Linked DNA regions of Homo sapiens: region 2 is linked to region 1. Evidence: chromatin contacts called from ENCODE Hi-C or POLR2A ChIA-PET data. All regions are on one chromosome and are shown on one strand. Each heading gives the region's core, a stretch centred on a gene start or an enhancer-like site at or near the end of the contact. The rest is flanking DNA. Distances are from core to core; before and after follow the strand shown. Region 1 holds the start of MAPK1 (mitogen-activated protein kinase 1). Region 2 overlaps PPIL2 (peptidylprolyl isomerase like 2).

Region 1 (3,958 bases), core at 1-2,500:
AAAAAAAACCGTCACTATCATTTCACTTTTCTAAGGGACCTGAATCAAGATGAGGGAGTCTACGTGTGATTCTGCAAGAACTCCATTAAGGCTGCATACATAATGACCACTAAATCATTAACAGGAGTCCATAGCAATTGGGCTAAAACATCTGGGAGCATTTATGCTGGTAAAAGAGCTCACTTGGGGGCTAAAAAAAAAGTCAAATTAGGCCCAACTCTAAACGGATCTTTAACAAATCAAGAGAGTAATGTTAGTTTATCCTTCCTGAAACGCCAGCAGTACGATATTAAAATCCACTTAGAAGTAAAAACTTCAAGACGGAAATATGCCACCAACACTGGCGTCAGTAATCCATTTTAGAAAGCCTGCGCGGAGACCACCATTAGCACCGCTGAGGATATTTAATGAAAGCCGTTGGCTGCAAACAGAGGCGAAGAGAGAAAAACGATTATTTCGGTGTTCTGCACACACGCGGAGGCAAAACGCTTTCAGGACCTCAGCAGCCACCGCCGCCAACACCGACAAGCATCTGATGGAATTCACAGTTTTACAATCGAAAGTCCAAAAGAAGGCCATGATACTAGCAAATTGAGGGGTGGGGACCCTTCCGTTGCCTTCCCGAGGGTCCAGACTTTAAAGGCCGCGCTGCGCCCGGGGCCAAGGGTCCACTAGTACCGGCCTACGCCCCCCGCGCCACTCCCTGAGCCCCTTCCCGAGCGACCGAAGGCCCGGGAACCGCGAGCAACAACACCTAAACCTCAACCGGCCCGGGGCCGCGCCCGAGCCCTGGCGCGCGGACCGCGGTGAAGTCCGGGTTCGAGGTCGCCGCGGCGCCTGAGGCCGAGGCGCGGGCGAGGCCGAGGCTGCGTCCGCTGCGGCCCCGGGCGGTGGGGGGGCCGGGCGTGGCCGGTCGCGGACACTCACCACACCATGCCGTAGGCGCCCTCGCCGATGTACGAGAGGTTGGTGTAGCGCGGCCCCACGTCGAACACCTGCCCGCGGACCATCTCCGGGCCCGCGCCCGCCGCCGCCGCCGCCGCCATGTTGGCTGCCGGGCCGCCGCCGCCTCCGCCGCGCTGAGCTCGACGCTCGGCGGCCGCCGCTCAGCTCTTGTCGCCCCTCCCGCAGGGACTGCGCCGCCGCCGGTGCAGCCGCCGACGCTGACCGGGAGGAGGAAGGAAGACGCCGAGCGGGAGAGCTGAAGAGCCGACAGCCACTCGGACCGATTGCCTGCCTGCCTGCCAGACTGACGGGCGGGCCGGCGGGCGGGCGGAGGGAGGGGCGCGCGCCGAGGAGGGTGCCGGGGCGGGGACAAGAAGTGTGCATGCGGATTGGTTCCTCGCGGCTGGGGGCGGGGCCGCGCGGGCCGGCGGAAGCGGCGGGCTTCGGGAGGGGCACTGCGACGGCGTTGACTGAGGGGGCGCCACTAGGCGCGGTCACGTGCATTCGCGGTGCATTCGCGGGGGCGTCGGTGCGGGTCGCGTCTCTTAAGACACCCAGGGAGACAGACGTGGGGCAGAACTCATGGGCTGAAGTGAGAGATGGCTGGGGCCCAGGCGAGCGACCGAGCAGGGTCCGAACAGAGCCAGCGAGGGACCCCGGGCTGTGCTTGAGGCCCGACGACGCGCCATATCCCGGCAGCGCCGCAGCTCAGGCCTCTGCGAATCTGTGGTCCACACGCTGATAAACTTAGAGGCCTCTGCACTGGGGCAGAAACCGAAAGGCATGACCCAGACCGAGAAAGATATTTGCATACTGAGAAAGTGTGAAACACAATTGTCGAGACTAAAAGGAGACACTGAGAGGATACGCCAATCAGGTTAGTTCAGATGTTTGTTGAGCACACTCCATGTTCCTGGGGATCCACCCTTATAGAAGTTACCTTTTAGAGAGAGGAGACAGACAAATACGTGTAATGCTCAAGTTGTGATAAGTACGATGAAGAAGTACAAAGCAGAAGGGAGGGCGCGGTGTCTCACGCCTATCATCCCAGCACTTTGGGAGGCCGAGGCGGGCGGATCACTTGAGGTCAGGAGTTTGAGACCAGGTCTCTACTAAAAATACAAAAATTAAGTCCGGGCGAGGTGGCTCACGCCTGTAATCCTAGCACTTTGGGAGGCCGAGGCGGGCGGATCACGAGGTCAGGAGTTCAAGACCAGCCTGGCCAACATGGCGAAACCCTGTCTCTACTAAAAATACAAAAATTAGCCGGGCGCAGTGGTGGGCGCCTGTCATCCCAGCTACTTGGGAGGCTGAGGCAGGAGGACAAAGCAGAGAGTAAGGGATTAGGGGGTGGTGGGTCGAAACACATGAGAGATACATTTGCGTTCAGAGACAGACCGAGATTGGTACAGATAGGCAGAAATGCTGACAGAGCAGGTAATGAAATAGAAATGCAAAGATAGAGTCACTAAAACCAAAACATCGAGGTTTAGAGAAAAAGAGACACACCAGGTTAAGAAACAGTCACAAACAACAGAGGTTGAAAAAATAAAAATTAGAGTCCTGAAGCAGGTGGATACCAAGGAAAGCTAAGACAACGAGACGGACAATGACCCAGGCACTGCTTCTGAACCTTTTCCCCTGCCATGTTTGGAGGGAGAAGGAAGAGCGGCAGACCCTATATCCTCTTTGTTCAACTCTTCCAAGTTTAAAACCATCAACTCTTGACTTCTAGACATCAACAAAGATTAATTAGTCAATCTCAAAGGAGAATAAACAAAGTTTTTTGTTTGTTTGTTTGTTTAACTCTCTGGTGGAAGCTGGTGTGGTGGCTCACGCCTGTAATCCCAACTTGGGCCCAAGAATTCAAGACTAGCCTGGGCAACACAGCAATACCCTGTCTCTAAAACAGAGAAACAAACAAACAAAAAATCCTGTGGGGGAAAAAGGATGTGACACATGAGAAAAGGAATAAACTGCTCCAGCCAAAATTTACTCCTTCAAAATATATTTAGCCCATGAAGCAGGACCCAATTTTAGAAAATACCTAATTCTTGAGTTAATGGGTGCAGCACACCAGCATGGCACATGTATACATATGTAACTAACCAGCACATTGTGCACATGTACCCTAAAACTTAAAGTATAATAATAATAATAAAAAGAAAATACCTAATTCTTATTCTCAAAAGAGGACATTGCATATTTTTTTAAAAAACAGGCCAAGATAAATGGAGTACCATGAAATTAAAACCACAATAACCGGCCGGGCGCGGTGGCTCACGCCTGTAATCCCAGCACTTTGGGAGGCGGAGGAGGGCAGATTGCCCAAGCTCAGAAACTGGGGACCAGCCTGGGCAACATGGTGAAACCCCGTCTCTACTAAGATACAAAAAATTAGCTGGGCCTGCCGGTGTGCCTGTAGTCCCAGCTACTCGGGAGGCTGAGGCAGGAGAATTGCTTGAACTCGGGAGGCAGAGGTTACAGTGAGCTGAGATCGCGCCACTGCACTCCAGCCTGGGCCACAGAGTGAGACTCCGTCTCAAAAAAAAAAAAAAAAAAGAGGCCGGGTGCGGTGGCTCACGCTTGTAATCCCAGCACTTTGGGAGGCCGAGATGGGCGGATCACAAGGTCAGGAGATCGAGACCATCCTGGCTAACATGGTGAAACCTCGTCTCTACTAAAAATACAAAAAAAAAAAAAAAAAAAATTAGCCGGGCGTGGTGGCGAGTGCCTGTAGTCCCACCTACTCCGGAGGCTGAGACAGGAGAATGGCGTCAACCCGGGAGGCGGAGCTTGCAGTGAGCCGAGGTCACGCCACTGCACTCCAACCTGGGTGACAGAGCAAGACTCCGTCTCAAAAAAAAAAAAAAAAAAAGTAGACTTGATGCAGAAGAGTACATCAGCAATATAGAAGATAAACATGAGAAAATTTTCAAGAATATAGAACAAAGTGATGGAATCCTGTAAGAGAAGATAATGGGGATGGACAGCATCTAGGGATTCTAACTCT
Region 2 (3,483 bases), core at 113-2,612, 180 kb before region 1:
TCCCTGGGCCCCTGGGGTCTGCCTCAGACTGAGGCCAGCCCTCCCTCCTGCAGCCTCTCCAAGCCCCTCAGCCTGGCAGCTGCTTGGGTCCAGATCCCCCAACCTCTGTATTCCCATAGCTTGAGTGATGATGATGGTGGCCTTGACTCTTTAATCCCTGTCCCGGGGCAGGCCCCAGGCGGGGCTGGGGTGAGTGGGCAGCAGCCTGCCTGTTTGGAGGCGTGGGGGCTCCAAGGGACCCAGGAGTTGGTGGCGTGGGGCTGGGAGCCTCCCTATCAAGTGCCCCTGCCCCAGGCTGGGCTCAGCAAGGCCCTGATGCCCCTCGGGACTCTGAGGTTTCTAGTTCTGCCTCGGCTGGGGCCCAGGCTTTCCTGCTCCCATGGGCCTTTCTCTTCCAGGTGGGGAGTCATACTGGGGGAAGCCCTTCAAAGACGAGTTCCGGCCCAACCTCTCGCACACGGGCCGCGGCATCCTCAGCATGGCCAACTCCGGGCCCAACAGCAACAGGTCTCAATTGTGAGTCAGCTGGGCTTGCTGGGGTGGCCTGGGAGGTGAGCCGGCACTCTCTGCGGGTTCTTCCTCTTGGCCCTCTCTGAAGGGTGTGCTGGTTCTGAATCATACCCAGACGGTGTACGGCACACCTAGGCCAAGCATGTGCACCTGCGTTCAAAAGGGGGTCCCCAGAGTGAGTCAGCAGGGAGAGCTGCCCGCACCGGGTGTGTCCTCGAGAGACCAGAAGTCGGGAATTACTGGAGGTCCAGAAGGGCTTCTTGACAGGGACCAGGCATTCGTGTGGGTGCCTGTGGCCAGGCAGTGCTGGGGGAGGTCAGCGTGTGGGAGGGGTTGTGCAGGGCACAGGCTGCACAGGGAGAGGCGCCTGGAGAGACACAGGAGGTCTGGCCCTGGTGCATGTGGGGAGCAGTGTGCAGTCTGGTGGCAGGAGGCAGGGGATGGGGGGCCAGCAGGGCCATGCACACAGGGGCCGGATGCCTGTATTGTGGAAGAACAGAGGTGCCCTTTCCATCCCCAGACAGTGGCCTGATGTTATGTTTCAGTCTTTCAATCGTTTTCTTCACATGGGTCCTGTGACTTCCGGGATAAAGCAACCTCTTAAGGATTTTTTATAGTTTATGATACTTTTGTAAATGGACTTTTTTTTTCCCAACTTTTGGGGATCATTGCTCATGTAGAGAAAAACTACCGTTCATTTTATATCTAGCCACTTTAACAAATTATCTTATAATTCAAAAGTTTTTAAGATTTTTTTGGGTTTTCTAGATAGTCACGCTTATCACCAAAAGCTGGTCTGCTCTCTGCTTCCCTGGTGTGCACATCAGTCACGTCACCGTCACGTCACCGTGGGCCTGATGGGGGAGGAGGATGTGGGCATCTTGCTGTGCTCCACAGAAATCGCTGTTTTGCCTTCTCAGAACATTTGTTGTTGGGCTGTTTTTAGGAGGGTGGCTGACTTTTTAGAGGTTTCTTTGTTAGCATCTACTATGATGATTCTGTCCTTTTTCTGGTCCTCCCGGGATTTGTGGATGTGGCCACTACAAGGCCAGAGTGGATGGGTGTCTCCGTGGCATTCTGGGGTGAACCCTGGCCTGTCGTGGCTTCGCCGTGGCCTTCTGCCAGCTCACTGTCACACGTGGTCTCGGTTGTGTGGACTGGCTCCAGCAGGTTTTGCTGTGACAGGTGTGGCCCCTGCATGTTACGAGCAGGGCTGGCTGTGGCTTTGTGGCCTGGAATGGTTAAAATCACAGGGATGGCCAGGCGTGGTGGCTCACACCTGTAATCCCAGCACTTTGGGAGGCTGAGGTAGGTGGATTGCCTGAGCCCAGGAATTCGAGAGCAGCCTGGGCAACATGGCAAAACCCGATCTCTACAAAAAATAAAAAAAATTAGCGGGGCATGGTGGCGTGCGCCTGTAGTCCCAGCTGCTTGGGAGGGTGAGGTGGGGGGATAATCTGAGCCTGGGAAGTCAAAGCTGCAGTGAGCTAGGATCGCGCCACTGCACTCTATCCTGGGCAGCAGTGAGACCCTGTCTGGAAAAAAAAAAAAAAATCAAACGAGTCAGCTGTGCTTAACAGCTGGGCAAAGGCAGCTGGCAGCTATTCGTGCCACTTCCTTGGGGCTTTCATTTCAGGGTTAACGGGCACTTGTTTCCATGAAGGCTGGTATTCTCTTGGCCTCGCTGTGCTGACCTTTTTTTCTCATGCCTAATCACACTTTCCATTCCTCAGTCCCTTAGTGGTCTTTGAAGGGTTTGTCTGTTTTCACTTCACTTTGAAGGGTTTGTAATTGTTTTCAGTTTCTGTCTTTGCTTCTTCATGGTGCTTTTCCTCCTTCCTCACTTTAATCCATGTGTGTTTCTGATAGCCACGTCTGTCATTTTGAGGGTGCATGTTCCCTCTTCACTGCTTGCTGGTTGTTGGTAGCTTCCCTTTCAATTTCTTCTCAGCCAAGGATTGCCTAGGACTGTTGGTTATTTTCAAGTAGGTTGGGTGCGTGGTTTGTTTTTGTTGTTTGGCAGGGGCCAGGGCAGGGAATCATTTTATTATTTTTTATTTCTCTTTGGCTTAACCAGCCTGTGAAACTGCTGACAGATCAGTTGCCACCTTCTCTTTTTTTTTTTTTTTTTTTTTTTTGAGATGGAGTTTCACTCTTGTCACCCAGGCCGGAGTGCAATGGCGGGATCTCGGCTCACTGCAACCTCTGCCTCCTGGGTTCAAGCGGTTCTCCTGGGATTACAGACGCCCACCACCACACCAGGATAATTTTTTGTACTTTAGTAGAGACAGGGTTTCACCATGTTGGCCAGGCTGGTCTCCAACTCCTGACCTCAGGTGATCCACCCACCTCAGCCTCCCAAAGTGCCGAGATTACAGGCATGAGCCACCACACTCGGCCTTCTTTTCTTATTTCTAGTAGTATTTTGTGCTTTCTTGGACAACTGTTGCCAAAGGTTTGCCTATTTTACCGTATTCAAAGATCATTAGACTTTAATTTGTTACAGCTTTGTTTTCCCTTTTGTGATTCTTGTAATTAAAGATTTTCCAGGAGGAGGCCAGGCGCGGTGGCTCATGCCTATAATCCCAGCACTTTGGGAGGCCGAGGCAGGCGGATCACGAGGTCAGGAGATCGAGACCATCCTCGCTAACACGGTGAAACCCCATCTCTACTAAAAATACAGAAAACTAGCCGGGCATGGTGGCAGGCGCCTGTAGTCCCAGCTACTCAGGAGGCTGAGGCAGGAGAATGGCGTGAACCCAGGAGGCAGAGCTTGCATTGAGCCGAGATCGCGCCACTGCACTCCAGCCCTCCAGCCTGGGTGACAGAGCGAGACTCCGTCTCCAAAAAAAAAAAAAGATTTTCTAGGAGGAGCTTGCCTCAGGATGGTTCTTTTACTTTCCTCTTATCTGAGTTTAATTCTGCTTCTAGTTTCCTTCACTGTGTTAGAAATCAGCAAGAGAGGGAACTGCT

The links. A loop is a pair of places that touch in the nucleus more often than their neighbours do. ChIA-PET counts read pairs that join two places held with the same protein, here RNA polymerase II (POLR2A). Pooled maps may share reads with other maps.
Region 2: a loop to region 1 is called in a pooled map, with 2.7 times the contacts of the local background. The contact joins the enhancer-like site here to the promoter of MAPK1 in region 1. A Hi-C loop is called at or near these places in 1 of 50 pooled maps. POLR2A ChIA-PET finds 5 or more read pairs at or near these places in 5 of 52 experiments (BJ, H1, K562 and 2 more).

The regions. Positions count from the first base shown.
Region 1 is chr22:21,866,395-21,870,352 of GRCh38, forward strand. MAPK1 (mitogen-activated protein kinase 1) reads right to left here and starts at 1,251. Exons shown (of 9, transcript NM_002745.5): 1 at 928-1,251. The coding sequence starts at 1,046. RefSeq lists a silencer at 1,182-1,421.
Region 2 is chr22:21,688,334-21,691,816 of GRCh38, forward strand. PPIL2 (peptidylprolyl isomerase like 2) reads left to right here. Exons shown (of 20, transcript NM_014337.4): 15 at 399-516. Among named protein-coding and RNA genes, the nearest start is that of PPIL2, 24 kb to the left of the region's middle. RefSeq lists enhancers at 661-710, 1,976-2,085. Within about 2 kb of position 1,363, at least 4 of the 41 ENCODE cell types and tissues checked have a DNase peak (open chromatin) inside an H3K27ac peak, as active enhancers do.